2 separate regions of the Homo sapiens genome follow, and region 1 is linked to region 2. A link is an interaction called in ENCODE POLR2A ChIA-PET data of the cell type or tissue named here. Cell type or tissue: Panc1. All regions are shown on one strand. Each heading gives the region's core, and the rest is flanking DNA. Links, peaks and the distances in the headings are about the cores only.

Region 1 (8,073 bases), core at 982-5,981, 610 kb after region 2:
CTCTCCCTGAAATGCCCGGGAGCTCAATCTAGGTTTGCAGCCTGTCAAGGGCTACAAGAGGATGCAGATAATGAGAGATAAGGAGGGTGACTCCCTGTTGGCTACCCTTTAAAATCTGAAATTGCTTGTTTGAAGCACAGGAAGTGGCTTTCTTCCTTCACCATCATTAAAAGCAAAAAGAATAGAAAATCCACAAAGGAGGCAGAAACTCAGGGTGGTTTTGGATTTTATGTGGAGTGAAAAGAACCATAAAGACAGGAGCACTGCTTTGCTTTATACACAAAGCCACACATGGCAAAGCAAAACAAACAAAACAAAACACATTGTGGGTTCATAATAGATACTGATCATCAGAGTAGGTTCTAGAAGGGTTGAGTGAAACGAGTCACCATTGTTTATTCCCTTTTACTTACTTGGAGAAACCAAATCATGGCAAAATATTATTCCACAGTTGTATTGGTTTACTAGAGCTGCCATACAGAGTACCATAGATTTCGTGGCTGGAGCATCAGAAATTGATTTCCTCGAAGTTCTGGAGGCTGAAAGTCCATGATCAAGTTATCAGCAAGTTGATGTCTTCTGAGGTCTCCCTTCTTGGCTAGTCGGTGGCTGCTTTTGCACTGTGTGCTCACACGGGCTTTCCTCTGTAATCGCACATGTCTGTGACCTAATCTCCTCTTCTTATAAGGACACCAGTCATAGTGGATAATGGCCCACCCTATGATCTCATTTTACCTTGTTCACCCTTTCTAAGGCCCTGTATCCCATCAGCGTCACATTCTGAAGTATTGGAGCTTAGGGCTTCAACTTGTGAATTTGGAAGTGATAAAATTCAGCCCATAGTGCCCGTCATCAGGAGCACAACCAAGACTGGAACCCAAAGTTCCTAATCCTAGAACATTAATTTGCCTTATGTTCATATCCTTTCCCCGGGCTAAATAATCTTACAGAAGTATAGCATGTTCAAATTTGAAAGTATTTCATGATGATATAATGTAGCCCTCTCATTTGCCAAAGAAGGAAGCTAAGTCCTAATTGTCTTGCTCAGAATGATGGAGTGCATGGATGATTCAGAGGGGCACTGCCCAGATATCTTCTCCTGCTCTCCTACTGGAGTGCCCTTCTTGGATTCCAATCTCTTGCTGCTGTAACCTCCACACGAGAGTCTCTTTCTACCCAGGCTCTGCATTGCAAATCTATGGCCCAGGGAAGCAGCTTGGTATAGGCTGGCGAGGGAGCATAACTGTGGGGCAAGAACCCCCTCCCCACCCCATTCTCCCTTTTGAGGGGTAAGTTGGCTTTAATGAGTCCTCCCTGCCCCCAGCTGCCTCTCTCTTGCTCCTGTTTCATGGCAGCTGTTGCCAATTTCAGCAATTTTCTTCCGGTGAATTGAAGGCTCCAGGTGACAAAGGGAGTTGGCCATATCCTCCTGGAAAATAAGATAGCCTGGGTTCCACTCTCACCCCACCCCTGACCCTGGACTGGGTGGCTAGGGCTCACTTTCCCAGTGAGCATGTCACAACCCTTCCCATCACCACCCCCCACCACATACACACACACAGCAGGCTTCCAGGTGTATGTCCATTTCTTAAACCCTGTTTGAAAGGAACTTCAGATTCTTCCTCAGTTCATTCTCAGCTCATCTGTTTTCCTAAGACCACCAAGATTTTGATCATTTGCCTAACCCTTGGAATGAGCACCCATTCTGGCTTCTAAAATCACAGGAAGAATGGGAAATAGGACACACACACACACATACACACACACACACACACACATGAGTTTCGTACAAAGCCTAGGACACTGGCCTCTCCATCTGTGACCATCTCCCAGGGTGCTTGGAAGGGGCATGATCTCTCTAGTTAAACCATTTATGCACAAATGAAGCAGACCCATGAGCACTGATTTTATGTAACCCTCCCTGCAAAGCAGAAAATGAATCAGTATCACTCAGGTAAAACTTTCCTGTCAGTTTTTCCTTAATAACAATGTGACACTTTTGTTTTGTTTGTTTTATATTTCTGTTATGAGTTATTGGTTAGACAGAAGGGAGGTAGCTTAATAGTTGTTCCACTTCTCTGCCTAAGGATATCAGTGTGAACGTTGGGTGTCTAGCTGTGAACAAAACAAGCTCAACTTTTGCTTTCAGGGAGCTTACAAGGTATTGGAAGGAGACAAACATTAAACAGATACATCTACAAATAAGGATGCAATAACAACTGTGAAAATGTGAAGAAGGAAGAGCTTCAAATCTAGAAGGATGTACCCAAGTGATCTCTTAGAAATCTCTCTCAGGAAAAGAAGGAAGGAAGGAAGGAAAGAAGGAGGGAAGGAGGGAAGGAGGGAAGAAGAAAAGGAGGGAGGGAGGGAGGGAGGGAAGAAGGGGAAAAACTGAGGATGGTGAGATATTCGACAATTTGTTTAGTCCTCACTTTCTCTAATACAGCTGAAGCCTTCATTTTCAAGTCTCCAGGTTTCCTAAAGATAATCTATCTTCAAAATGCATGACATCAGGGTAGGATGCATTATCTGATATAGGAGCATCTACTGTTTTATTTGCAGTTGTTTGGAATAGCATGCTTGTTCCTTTGGGAGGGAAGATGATCTCCCCAAGAATCCCAAGAACAAAAATCTGGGGCAGTGGCTCTAGTCCTTCAGGCCCCCCCCCTCCCCAGGCCCCCTGTCTTGTTTTCCTAAGCAATGGTCAGGAATGTGGGGCGGGGGGCAGCCCAGCCCTCTGTGCCCAGCCCAGGCAGCCCCAGTCACAGTCCCAGGCTGGCCTTTCACCTCATTGCTCTCCCGGCTGCTCTTATTAAGCAGCAAAATGTTTCAATATGTGGAACTCTGGGGGAGGGATGGGAGAGAAAAATCGGGATATTGTTGAGAAGGAAATAACGAATAACCCTGCCGCCAGCCCTCATACCCCCCACGTGGGGAGATCTGGATGATAGGTGTGTTTTCTCCTGAAATGGAATCCTACTAATTGCCTTTTGGTCAGAAATGTCCAGAGCCAATTGGGGAAGGGGGTAGGGGGAGCAGGTACTAAATAAATTTTCTCGAAGGTTCCAGAGCAAAGCAGTCAGGGATCTGGGTACCCAAGAAGGAAGGAAGAGAACGCTTGAGAAACAGAAGCCAACTCAGAGTGGTGCAGGAAGCTGTGGGGTTTGCTTTTGCTAACTGACATACTCCCATCTCCATCCTTACCTGTCACCTCTCCCCTGCCACCCTGCCCCCCCCCCCACACCCAGGTTAGAAACAACTGTGAACAACTCCCTGTTGCCAGAGATCCACAGAGGAGAGTGAGGGGTGGGGTGCCGCCCACCCCAAAGCACAACCAACTCAGCAATGCAGATTCTATTTTGTGGGTAATGGCCCTGGGATTGGGCAGTGGAAAGGGCCCATATGAGCATTGACTCAGAAATCTGAGCCCCATTCGAGTGAAAGAATGAGCAACGTTCCAAATTTTAAGAAAACACAAATTTGACAACCCAGAAACAACTCCTTAACAAGAATGCTTTTAAATGTTTGAGGTTTTTTAAATTAAAACCTCATAATATGGCTATTTCTATGGCATTTGCAATCCACTTTGCTCTTATAGATACTGCCTAGAAAAAGTGGATCAAGAAGAGGTGTATTCTCGGTGGTGGTTGGGAGGGCGGGCGCAATAGGACTCAATAAGGGGAAGGAGTAACCCTTACGAAAGAAAAACATAAGGGCTCAAAAAGTAAAAGATAACTTCACCGATATCAAGTTTGAGGAATGATTACTTGCATATCGATAATTTGGAACTTTCAAAGAATAAATAATCAGCTCAAAGAAGCCTGGGTCTGCATGTCTTCTTTTGGCTTCGCTTAGTTGTATGTCTTTATTTATGATATGCGTTCATGATTTCTAGCGTTCTTTAAAGTTTCCTAGTAACACCGAGTGGTTTCTAGAAAAGCAGCTGGGGGCAAACTGGTGGCTGTCCTGTAAGAATAATTCATCAGACAGCAGTTGGAATATTGATAAGAAAGCGGAAATCAAATTACAAGAAAGGGAAAGAGAAAGGAAGAGGGAGTGGGACCCAGAGAGCTGGCGGGAGGCAGCGAAGGGGAAAGCTTCAGTGCACGCATAGCTCCTGCACAGCGGCTCCTGCAGCCCCCCAGGATGCGCCTGAGCTGAGGCTGCTTGTGGGCAGGCCCTAGAGAGAGGCAAACTTTGACTCCAGGCACGCAGCAGGTTTAACTCCTCACTGGCTGGGTTCTGGGAGCTCTGGGCACACAGGATAGGCACCAAGAACTAACACATCCTGGAGCTGCCCGGAGTTCCGCTCCTGCGGGCTTAGCAGGAAAGGGTGCCTAAGGTGAGTGCCCACTTGCGTCCGATCCTCTGGGGGCGATGCAGGGTCGGGGCGCCTCAGTGTGTCTCGCTGCTTGTTCTGGTTGCAGTCGGGAAATGTGGGACTTTGGGGTCTTCTCCTTTCTCCGGCTTTCTTTTTTCTCCTTCTTTCCTCTCTGTTTTCTTGTAAATTACACTTCGACTTTCAAAAAAAAAAATGTAGGGGACCGGTGGGGTCGCTGGGGTTGGGGGAGAGACTGAAGAAAGTGCGCCTGGGCGGAGGCGGCGAAGGGAATCTCTGGGCCCGAGGAATATACCTTGTCCCTGCACTAGTGTGTGTTCTCTTGTGGCTTGAGGAGCCAAAAAAAAAAAAAAAAAAAAAAAAAAGCTGGAATTTGTTAGTGGGGAGAAAAGTGCTTTATCAGAAACACATTGGCTGCCAGAGAAGCTGTGAGCCGCCACGTTAAAGATGGTTAAGAGAAGGAAGGAAAGGAAGAGGAGAGATACGGCCGCCAGACTGGGCTAAGTCAGGGAGAGACCCACTCACGCAGAGGCACCTGGCAACCTAGGGTGGCTTTTGCGCCTTCCAGCCCAAATTATCAGACCTAAGTAAGACTCTCCTGCCACTAAAAATGAGGACCTGACAGTCATTGTAGCAGTCTCTTCCCAAAAACCTATTTTCTAAGGGGCCTCCACAGACCTCCCTAACCTTGCGTTAGTCTTCCTCCGTCCCCGGGCCACCAGCAGGGAAGAGCAGCGCAGCTGGATGCTGGCAGAGAAAGGGTGGTGAGGAAGTCAAGCAGGTCTGTGCACTGAGGGGCGAGTGTTGGCAGCTCTGTAAGCTTCTGCTCCTCAGCCTGCAAGAAAGGGGAGTCCTACCTCTGTCCTGGTCGCGTTCTCTCCTCAACACGCACCAAGAACTAGAACATCCTGGTTTCCAGAACAAGCTGCGGGCATCCCCAGTTCGAAACTGCCCAGGCCCTGGGGGAGGCGGCAGTCTGATTTCGGGCAGGGGAGAGTAAAAGGACTGTAGGGAGGAGACCCAATGGTGTGAGGTGGCTCTCAGTTCTCACCGTCCCCTGGCCTGAAGCCCGGGGACGGGACTGAGGCGTAGGGAGAGTGCTCAACACCCAACCACTCGGACCCTCCCTCGCCGGACTAGGCGGATCTGAGCTTCCCAAACCCCTACAGTCTCTCCATCTGCATCCCCACTTCATCACCATCCCACCGTCTCTCCCTCGCTCCACTCGCGGGTAACCGAGGCTTCTCCCTCCCAGGCTGGTTCTTGGGCGTTCCCGACCCTTAGCTACCCACGATGTTTCAGACAGTCCCCGACACGTCGTCTTACATCAAGGTAAGACATGGCAGCGTCTTTAAACAGGTGATGACCCCCAGCTTCTACCCCACCCGGGCCTATGGTCCCTTTTCCCTTTCCCCGGGAAAAAGGGGTAGGGGTGGAAGTGGGCCCTACTCTCGGCTCGTGGATCTCAAGCTAGGGCGCTCCTGGCCAGATGAGAGTGGCACAGACCCTCGGGAATCCTAGGTTGAGAAGCAACGCTCCTGGCGGCTAGTGTTTGGGAAACTTGGAGCAGGAGAGCCTGGCGAAGCCTGTGCAGGAAGACCGAGCAGCTCGCCGCGTCAGGTCCCAACGGGTGGGGTGCTCTGAGCGGCTGGCGCACAGCGTGTTCCCTGCATTAAGCGCGTGCGCGCGCTTGTGTGTGAGCGCGTCTGTGCATGTGTGCATGCGTGCGCCTGTTTGCATGTGGGCGTGTGTATGTGGGGTTGTGTGCGGGTATGCGGGCGCCACGCGCTTCTCCTACAGGTGAGACACGCGCTCAGTCCTCGAGCCCACCTTCTTTGGCCCCGCCCGCCCTTCGGAAGCGCAGATTGCTATATTTGACAGCACATCGAAGGGTTTTGGTTTTTTTTTTTCTTTTCCACAACAGTTTCCAAGAATGTAAACAAACTGAAGCTGGGACACCTGGGTTACAAGTTAAATGAAAATCCGCTGGCTGGGTGGGGCGGGGAGTGCGCACCAGGAGGCCCTGCTCATGGGAGGGGCGGTGACTGGGTCCCCTCACGCCATGCAGCCGCGACCTGACGCCCTCCGAGTAGGGACCCAAAGCTTAGGACCATCTGAGTCAGTCCGAGAGCGGAGGAGGAAGGACTCTCCGCAGTGCTGCAAACACCCGCATACTTTTCCCAGATCTCTGCCCCGCCCTCCCCATCCTGAAGCCCCGCCTCCAAGTGCTCCCCAGACCGGTCAGTGAGGCCCAGCTGAGCTCCCTCGAGTGTCGGGCAAATGCCAGGGCAGTCCCTGGCCCTGTGTGATGGGATGCAGACTCTCGGGTCCTGTCCAAGGATTGCCAATTATGCGTCCAACCCTCCTCAGATCTCTCTAAAGGAAAACTTGTCACACGGACGCATCTTCCCGTGTGAAGCAGTCACTCGTCATTTCAGGAAGGGAAGGCCTAATCCTAGAGGCTTGGCCCAAAAAGGGGTGTTTCATTGACAATGCCTGAGTGAGTGAATGAATGAATGAAATACAGTGTAATTCATGTAGCAATAACCAGTGAATGGATGGATAGCAAAATGACTCCCAGGAGGTTACAGAGCATACTTTAAGGTTAGACTAAGGCGCGCACGGATTCGCTGTCCCCAGTTTTCCTGAGAAGTTTAGGAAGAGTACTCGGGTACTCCCACCACTCGGAGTACCCGAGCCCGGCAAGAGGAGCTCTCACTTCTAGCTCTGCACTGAGGATTGTAAATGGCCCCGGGGAGGGGAGCTGCAGTCTCTCTCCCACTCATAGGAACCCTCGAGTCCATACACACCCCGGGACCCAGGACCTCAGGGATGAGGAGCCCTAGAGGGGCACGTGGGAGCCCCGGAACCCGACTCAGGCCACGGGTCAGGGACAAAGCGGAGGCGAGGAGACGGCAGTCTGGGAGCTGTGGGCCGCCAGAGAAGCTGCTCGCTGCAGGAGCTCTTTTCAAGGTGGAAAAATGGATTTTTCAGCAGCCACAAAGTTTGTATTGTTGCACAAAGGGGTGCATTGATGGCGGCGAAAGGTCTGCGTGGCAGGGACAATCTTGAGTCTGTTCCACCGGCTCCCTCCATCGAACATTTGCCAGAGGGGCACAAACAGTTGCAGGCTGCCAAGCCCCTGCCGTTGTCCGGCAGGCACCCGGCTCAGGAGTTGTTGACAAACACCGCAGGCCCAGGCGCCCAGGCCCCATGAGGGAGGAGCCCAGCCTGGCCCCTAGGGGCCAAGGGTGCCGGCTCCACCGGGGTCACGATCTGAACAGTGGTCTGGGCTCTGAGGGGTCCCACAGAGAGGTAAAGGAGGTAATTGCCCACATAAGAGCGCTTTAGGTAGGAAAGGGGCAGGGAAGAACAAGGGAAAGGGAGAGAGGGAAGAGGGTGACACTTGGAGACACTGACATGCAGTAGTTGATGGATAACCGCAACGACATTCATAGCTACCTCTCAGATCTTACCTTCGCCAGCCGCTGCTCTAAGCGTTGTGTCTGTATTAGCTCATTTAATATTAACAACAATCTTAGGAGGTAGTCCATTCTGCAGGCGAGAAACTGAGGCATTGTGAGGTTAATGTGATGTGAGGGGCAGAGCCAAGATACATAGAGTAATGACAAAGTTGTGCTGGCTGCCAGGCAAGTTCTAAAGGCTTATTTCGTCTTTACAACAGCCCTTTGAGATAAGTCCTATTATAACCCCATTGTACAGATGAGGACAGT
Region 2 (8,073 bases), core at 1,409-6,408:
TTCTGTCTTCCGAGCCCTCTAAACTGTTCCAACCTCTGCCTGTTACCCAGTTGCAAAGTTGCTTCCACATTTTTGGGTATCTTTTCAGCAGCACACCACCCTACTGGTACCAATTTGCTGTATTAGTCTGTTTTCAGGCTGCTGATAAAGACATACCCAAGACTGGGCAATTTACAAAAGAAAGAGGTTTAATTGGACTTACAGTTCCACGTGGCTGGGGAAGCCTCACAATCATGGCAGAAGGTGAAAGGCACTTATCACATGGTGACAGACAAAAGAAGGGAGCTTGTGCAGGGAAACTCCCCCTTATATAATCAGCAGGTCTCATGAGACTTATTCACTATCATGAGAACAGCACAGGAAAGACCTGAACCCATGATTCAATTACCCAGGTCCCTCCCACAACACGTGGGAATTCGAGATGAGATTTGGGTGGGGACAGAGCCAAACCATATCATGGGATAATTGTATAACTATAAATTTACTAAAACTGACCTAATTGTTCTCTCAAAACGGGTAAATTTTATGGTGTGTAAAAATACCTCAATAAAGCTGATTTAAAAAAACGAAATCAAAAAACATAAGCCTTCTTCTAAACTTCCTAAACCAGAAATCTCTGGCACTATTTTTTTTAATGTGGAAAAATACACCTAACATAAAATTTTCCATTTCTATCATTTTAAGTACACAGCTCAGTGGCATTTAGCCCATTCATATTATTATGGAATCATGATGATTATACATCTCCAGGATATTTTTAGCATTTCAAACGAAATTCTGTACTGATTAGACAATAATCCCAAATTTCCTGCTGCCCTAGCTCTTGGCAGCCATTCTACTTCTATCTCTAAGAATTTGACTACTCTAGGTACATTATGTAAGTGAAACCATACAGTGTTTGTCTTCTGGTGTCTGGTTGTTTCACGCAGCATAATGCCTTCTGGGTTCATCAATGTTGTGGCATGTGTCAGAATTTCCTTCCTTTAATGGAATGATTTTTGATTCCATTGTATATATTTACATTTCATGTATCCATGCATCTGGCAATGAACATTTGGGTTGTTTCTACCCTTTGCTTATTGTGAATAGTGCTGCTAAGAGCATTGTTGTACCTTGGTACTGTTTTTATAACTTGTATTTTTTCTTTGGGGGGAAGGGAATCAATGGCTTTAATTATATTTTCAAAGGGGTTTGCGATACAAAATTCTAGCTGTGTAACTGACTATAGTAGACATAAATAAATAAAGGCTTCATGCCTTCATTTCCTGGCTGAGGGATCAGTCTAGCAATTCAGAATGGATCATGTATGTACTATATCAAATACTTATCATATATTTACTAGAATTAAGCAACAACACATAGATAATGATGATCATCCTACAGTACTTCAACATGTACCAGGCTCTATACTAGGCACTTTTTATCCCTTATAACATTTAGTTCTTAGGATACACTTCTCATCCTCACTTTTGAGGCAATGGGGAGTTCAATAATTTACGCAAAGTCAGTAGAGATTTCTTAGTCAAATTCAGCTCTTTCTAGCCCAAAGGTTATGTTCACAACCACTTTGCAATACTGTCTCTGGAGAGAGATTCCATCGACTCACTTGAATAGTTTGAAAATGGCTATAAGTTGGCAATGCATTTTAGGAAAGACTGGTGCTTTGATTCAAGAAACAAAGCAAACACTCCTCACACTTTAGAGTATAATTAGCAGAATCTAATAGCTAATAGGAAGGCTAAGAACTCAAGCAGTGATTATGTTTTAGATCTGATTTGGGATTCTCTTGTGCAAACATTAAGCCTTTTGGAATCAATCCAGTTCTATTTAAACTAAATCTTCTTAAACTTCTTTGTATTTTCTTGCCCACATCTGGAGCAGACAGAAAAGACCACTTTACCACAGCAACAAAGCCTGCATGGTCTTTGGCCATCACTCCTTTCTTAGTAATTCTCTCTCAGTGAATCCTAGGCAGGTGTCAGGAGAGGGGATATAAGAATATGCATGTTTCCGTCCCTAATTCAAAGCAGGCTTTCCCACCAAAATATTCACAATGGCCTGGAAGCAAGTCAGGCAGTTCTTTCACAGAGATTTTGCTCAGATGCCTCCTATTAAAATGGAGACACCTGCATTTCCAGGCATTGTTGTCTGTTGCTTCATTTTCTATTAATACAGACTTTGGAGACAAACACTAAGAAAGAAAATACCACTCAAGTATTGAGCTTTGCCCACAAATCTGATCAAAAGGCAATTTGGAAAGTAGAGCAGAACAGGGATTGAATAGATATGATTGATGAAAGTAACATGGGTCACCGTGGGTCTTTCTAAACTGCGGTAGATTTGCATGCCATTGTACTAAGGCAGGCCTCCTGTGTTTAAAGCTTGTCACTTCCAAGTTGGACTCCCCTTTCTGTAAGGGCAGCACTTGGGTTCCCATTACCTTTGTGTCACATCAGTCCTCAAACAAACGAATGATATTTTGGCAACAATATTTCCATTTACTCTTTGCGATGTCATCTGGAGTAAAATATTATTTAGTTTTCCCACTTTTAGTGGCATTAAGATTAATAAGTAGTGACATTTTGCTGCTATGGACTGAAGATATACACATAAATATCTCAACAGAATAACAACTGTGGGCTGTTGAGGACTGTGCTTTTCATAAACTCATGGGGGAGTTAACAGAACCTTGTTGATTTAATCCTAGGCCTATGAAAAGTATTAAGATGGATGCTCCCAGAAGGCAAAGGGATAGAAACTTGTACTGTGAGATGAAGGGAGAACTTGTCAAAGGTGATATCTTTCTCATTAGAAAGGGACAGTCTTTGGAATGTAATGTGGAAAAGACATGTACTTCCTTTGCACACTGTGCCAGGCAGTACCTGGACCTCAGATTGTCTATGGTTCTCTGGAGCTTGTGGAGGATGGGCACTAGGTATCACATTCTTGAGAGCTGTAGGAAGGATCCACGTAGTAAATTCGTATTAGAGCCAGCACCTCTGTGTGCTTAATAATTACAATCATGGGCCTCCTTGCTCATTCTCACCTGGACTGCATAATCTCAGAGTCTTTGTTCTAATGTGGGAGGAAGAAGGAGCTACCAAAACATTTGTATTGCACATCTTAAGAACTTTGGTGAATGAGAACTTGGAAGTAGATTTTACTTGATTTAGTGGAGATGTGATCATTATAGCAAACATTTTATAATGTGCCAGTAATTGTTCTAAGCACTTATATTTACAAACTAAATTCTCACATTTCACACAGAGGAAAATGTACTTGCCAGTTGTGCTAGTTAACCTCTCAGTGCCTCCGAGTCAGGATTTGGAACCCAAGCAGTGCAACTGTAAAATGTCTCTCATTCAGGTAAGGCATGATTTACATTAATTGCAAGCTTAAGGAAAAGGAAGGGAGATGAATGTTGGATGAGCTATTCCCCCAAATACACACACTCACACACACCCGTTTTGTTCAGGGGACTCGCTATGCTTCTGTTGATTTACCTTTAGGTAATATTAGGAATAATGCTCAGTTTGATAAATATGTACTGCATTGGGCTGAGGTGCATTGAAAGTCTTTATTGCACCACTTGCAGTTAGAAGAGAGTGACTTGGAGATACAGAAGAATGAATTTATCTTTCTACTTTATTCTTTCTTTTCCCCACATCTATGTTCTTATCCCTCATCTGGACACTCTCCTAGTCTAGACTGTTGGGAATGACAGCTAAGTGTGACAGAATATTTTATTTTACACTTGTTTACCCTAGTAGGTTCTGATAGTCATGTATTTCTTGGAAATGGAATTTGTCATAGAGGGAGTAAGATTTAGTCAGGTCCTTAGTCCTGTTTCTTCTTTTAGGCAATACATGTATATTTCCTCTTCTTACTTTTTCTCACCTGTTTTTCTCCCAACATTTCCTGAGTAGAAGCCAGTCCAGCCCCCAAACAACAGCTCAACTATTCCAGACATACCCCTGCCCTCTTGCAAACAGCTCACACTCAAGCAAACAGCACAGCCTGGGAGGTTTGCAGGTTTGTGGATTGCCACTGGACCCTGTCCAAACCCCATTAGCCTGTGCCCAAGAAGGTCTAATGGGATCTACTGTTACGTTGCATAGGATTTATTATACCTGAGCTTTTGAAGAGCAAGAAAGACATTCCTCTTTTCCTCTCTTTCGCCCTGTGATTTCCACTCCATTACTGAGGTCAGTTCATGTGGCCTGCCCAAAAGAAAAATTGGTAAAAACGGACAGTGTTTTCTCCACAGCACCTTCAGTTGCCCTTTTATCTTCTCATCCTCCATCTTGCAACCCATACTCCTCTTCTCCTTCCATCTCATTCACGTCCATCTTGTTTTTTCTTTCTTTTTTTTTCTCTTCTTCCTGTCCCAGTACCTTCCTTTTAGACTGACAATACTGTATAGCTAAATAAATATCCTGTCAATCCTTCAGACTCTCCTTCGTTTTGGTTTTCTTTTAAATAAAAATTGAATTCTGTAAGAACTGATTTGGTACCTGAGTTTTTGCACTTGTTATAATAAGAACAGATCTGAAAAGATCTGAGAGGAATGAAGACATCAGTTAAGAGGCTTCTGTCATAATCCAAGGAAGAGCAGATAGTGGCTTGAGTAAACGGGCAATGGAAAACACAGACACATTTAAATATGATAGTGAAGCAAGACACTCATAGAAGGAAACTCTTGCTTAGGAAAACAAAAGTGGCAATTTAGGATTGTCCATTTCTAAAATGATAGGGATTTAATTACAGCTAGTGTCATTTCTACTCGTAGCAAAAAGCAATGGTACTGACACTTTTCATGCAGCTGCCTCTGGAAGGTCAGAAAAAAAGACAAATGCACCACATATGAAAAACGAGGCAGCCTTTTGGTCCCAGTAGCAACATAAATTTATAATCTTAAAAGCATGCTCAAGGGGGAAATATACTTTGGTATTATAGGACTAGAATTTGAAACTAATTACTGAAAGATGTGTTTCAGGTAATAGAAAACAATCTTAAGGTTTTGAGATATAAATAATCAACTGGATTACAATATAGTAACAATAATATCTAATTTGAGTTATAAAACATAATAGCTCTAAAAGATTAGAAAAAGAATAATTGCTAAGTTATAATAATAAGAATAGTTAATATGTTAACTTATAGTTCAGAGACATTAATTGACCTTATACTTTTAGTAAAATATGCATATATTTAGAAACTACTCAAAGAATGGAACTAGTGCATGGCTTATGAAACAATAGAGGAACAAACTCTACCGTTGCCTCTGAAATAAAATAAATAAAGCTTTACCTTCTTTATATCCTTATTTCACAAGTGATTAATAAAGGAAACCAGCCAGGCTGAGCTCTCATTGGTGGTGAGGCTGAACTTGAATTATAACTCACAGAGGACATTAAGTCAAAGAAAGGCTTCCGAATCGCAAATCTCAAACCAAAGGAAACAAGCCACCATACTTGATAGCAGAAATAATAAACAGCATAATTTTACCCCCAAGAGTCTTGTTTATTAGAATATACATATATAAAATGTAAATAATAAATAGTTTAAATAATTAGACTGGGCATTGAAAACATGAATAAGGAATGATAGCTTTGAAAATAACTAAAAAGATTATAGAAAAGATAAATTTTATTATTAAAATTTTATAAATCAATAGATTATTTAAATAGTAGATTCTATGGTAATTCTGAAACAGTTGGTGAAGTATAAAATAGATCTAGAGAAAGTATCACAATTTTGTACAGAGATCAAGAGATATGAGATAGGAAAGATTAAATAAGGAGACGGAGGAAATGATGAGAAGCACTATCAAATAGTTGATCAAAGGTGAAGTTTTTCTATGACAGAAAAACATATTTGATGAGAAAAGGATTAAAAATGTCTAGAAAAGATGGAAAATAAAAACAAAAACAAAAACAAGCCCTGAGCTTTGGGATGCTCAATGAATCCTAAGAAGGATAAAAAAGACAATAAATCTGGTAAAATTTCAAAACACAAAAAATGAAAAGAAGATATTAAAATCTCCCAGCTTAAAAAGATAGATTGTCTATAAAGAAAGAACAGACTCAGCCCTGACTTCTTAATAACAAGTGTGGTAAAAGCAGGAAAATTATGCTTTCAGTGTTCTGAGAGAATCTCAACTAATCATTGAATAAAGACAGTAGAATAAAGACATTTATATTAAAACAAAAAACAACAGAGTTGACACAAATGACTCACAAGTAAGTAACTTTCGCAAGATATGCTTCAGGTAGAAGAAAATGATCTTAAAGCATGTTTTGAGATATAAGAAAAAATAATAAATTAGCATATTATGTTCGCATATATGTAGAAATTCCTTAAAGAATGGAACTAGTATGTGGCTTATCAAACAGTAGAGGGGCAAAACAGAATATAAAAATTCAATAAATACTTTCAAAGACAGAAAAGAAATATGAAATGAGGGCTATAGAGAAAAAAATATTTAGAAATATTTCACAAACACACAACATACACACATAAAACATACAATTATAGCAATTATGAACAGATTAAACTTTCTAGTTAAAAGACAGAATATTGAACTTGTTTAAACCAATCTCACTATGTGCTGCCTAAAAGAAATTATTCTGAAATATAAGAACACATAAAGGTTGTAAAGAAGAGAATAGAAGAATAAGTATCAGATATATTTACTTTAAAAATATAATGCAATACCATTTAATAATAGAATTTAATAATAGTCTTACACTTTAAGCAAATAATTTAGTGATCTAAAGACAACCACTAACTAATTTTTTTAAGAGTTTGATTTACCAGTATATTTACTAGTACCTAAATTTTGTGTGCATATAATAAAACAGCCTCAAAATATATAAAGTAAAAAAGTATTTTTTAGAAGAAATTTACAAACTTGCAAACAGGGTAAATATTTTAACAACTCTCTTAATAATTAATTGACCAATAAGATAATATAAGTTAGAATATTAAGGACTTCTTTTCAGTATTCTTAAAGAAATTCCAACCAAGAATTTCATATCCACCAAATTAAGATTCATAAGCAAAGGAGAAATAAAATATTTTCTTTTTTTTCTTTTTTCTTTTTTTAAATTTTATTATTATTATACTTTAAGTTCTAGGGTACATGCGCACAATGTGCAGGTTTGTTACATATGTATACATGTGCCACGTTGGTGTGCTGCACCCATTAACTCGTCATTTAGCATTAGGTATATCTCCTAATGCTATTCCCTCCCCCCTCCCCCCACCCCACAACAGGCTCCGGAGTGTGATGTTCCCCTTCCTGTGTCCATGTGTTCTCATTGTTCAATTCCCACCTATGAGTGAGAACATGCGGTGTTTGGTTTTTTGTCCTTGCGATAGTTTGCTGAGAATGATGGTTTCCAGTTTCATCCATGTCCCTACAAAGGACATGAACTCATCATTTTTTATGGCTGCATAGTATTCTGTGGTGTATATGTGCCACATTTCCTTAATCCAGTCTATCGTTGTTGGACATTTGGGTTGGTTCCAAGTCTTTGCTATTGTGAATAGTGCCGCAATAAACATACGTGTGCATGTGTCTTTATAGCAGCATGATTTATAGTCCTTTGGGTATATACTCAGTAATGGGATGGCTGGGTCAAATGGTATTTCTAGTTCTAGGTCCCTGAGGAATTGCCACACTGACTTCCACAATGGTTGAACTAGTTTACAGTCCCACCAACAGTGTAAAAGTGTTCCTATTTCTCCACATCCTCTCCAGCACCTGTTGTTTCCTGACTTTTTAATGATTGCCATTCTAACTGGTGTGAGATGGTATCTCATTGTGGTTTTGATTTGCATTTCTCTGATGGCCAGTGATGATGAGCATTTTTTCATGTGTTTTTTGGCTGCATAAATGTCTTCTTTTGAGAAGTGTCTGTTCATATCCTTCACCCACTTTTTGATGGGGTTGTTTGTTTTTTTCTTGTAAATTTGTTTGAGTTCATTGTAGATTCTTGATATTAGCCCTTTGTGAGATGAGTAGGTTGCAAAAATTTTCTCCCATTTTGTAGGTTGTCTATTCACTCT

What was found. ChIA-PET counts read pairs that join two places held together with the same protein. Peaks named below come from ENCODE experiments on the same cell type or tissue, not always from the same donor. Only the 100,000 strongest peaks of a DNase experiment are listed, where the experiment ranks them.
Region 1: POLR2A ChIA-PET joins it to region 2 with 14 read pairs; 2 of 35 experiments call an interaction of 5 or more read pairs at or near these places.

What each region holds. Positions count from the first base shown.
Region 1 is chr11:128,681,031-128,689,103 of GRCh38, forward strand. It overlaps LOC101929538 (a long non-coding RNA gene), which reads right to left and starts at 5,892. Exons shown (of 2, transcript NR_135072.1): 1 at 5,197-5,892; 2 at 210-1,429. It also overlaps a transcript of FLI1 not described here. RefSeq lists an enhancer at 5,058-5,197 and a silencer at 5,955-6,154. In Panc1, for the core only: no CTCF peak of the experiment used is centred there; no DNase peak of the experiment used is centred there; H3K4me3 peaks cover 938 bases; H3K27me3 peaks cover 2,663 bases.
Region 2 is chr11:128,068,983-128,077,055 of GRCh38, forward strand. No RefSeq gene overlaps it. Among named protein-coding and RNA genes, the nearest start is that of LINC02725, 23 kb to the right of the region's middle. In Panc1, for the core only: no CTCF peak of the experiment used is centred there; no DNase peak of the experiment used is centred there.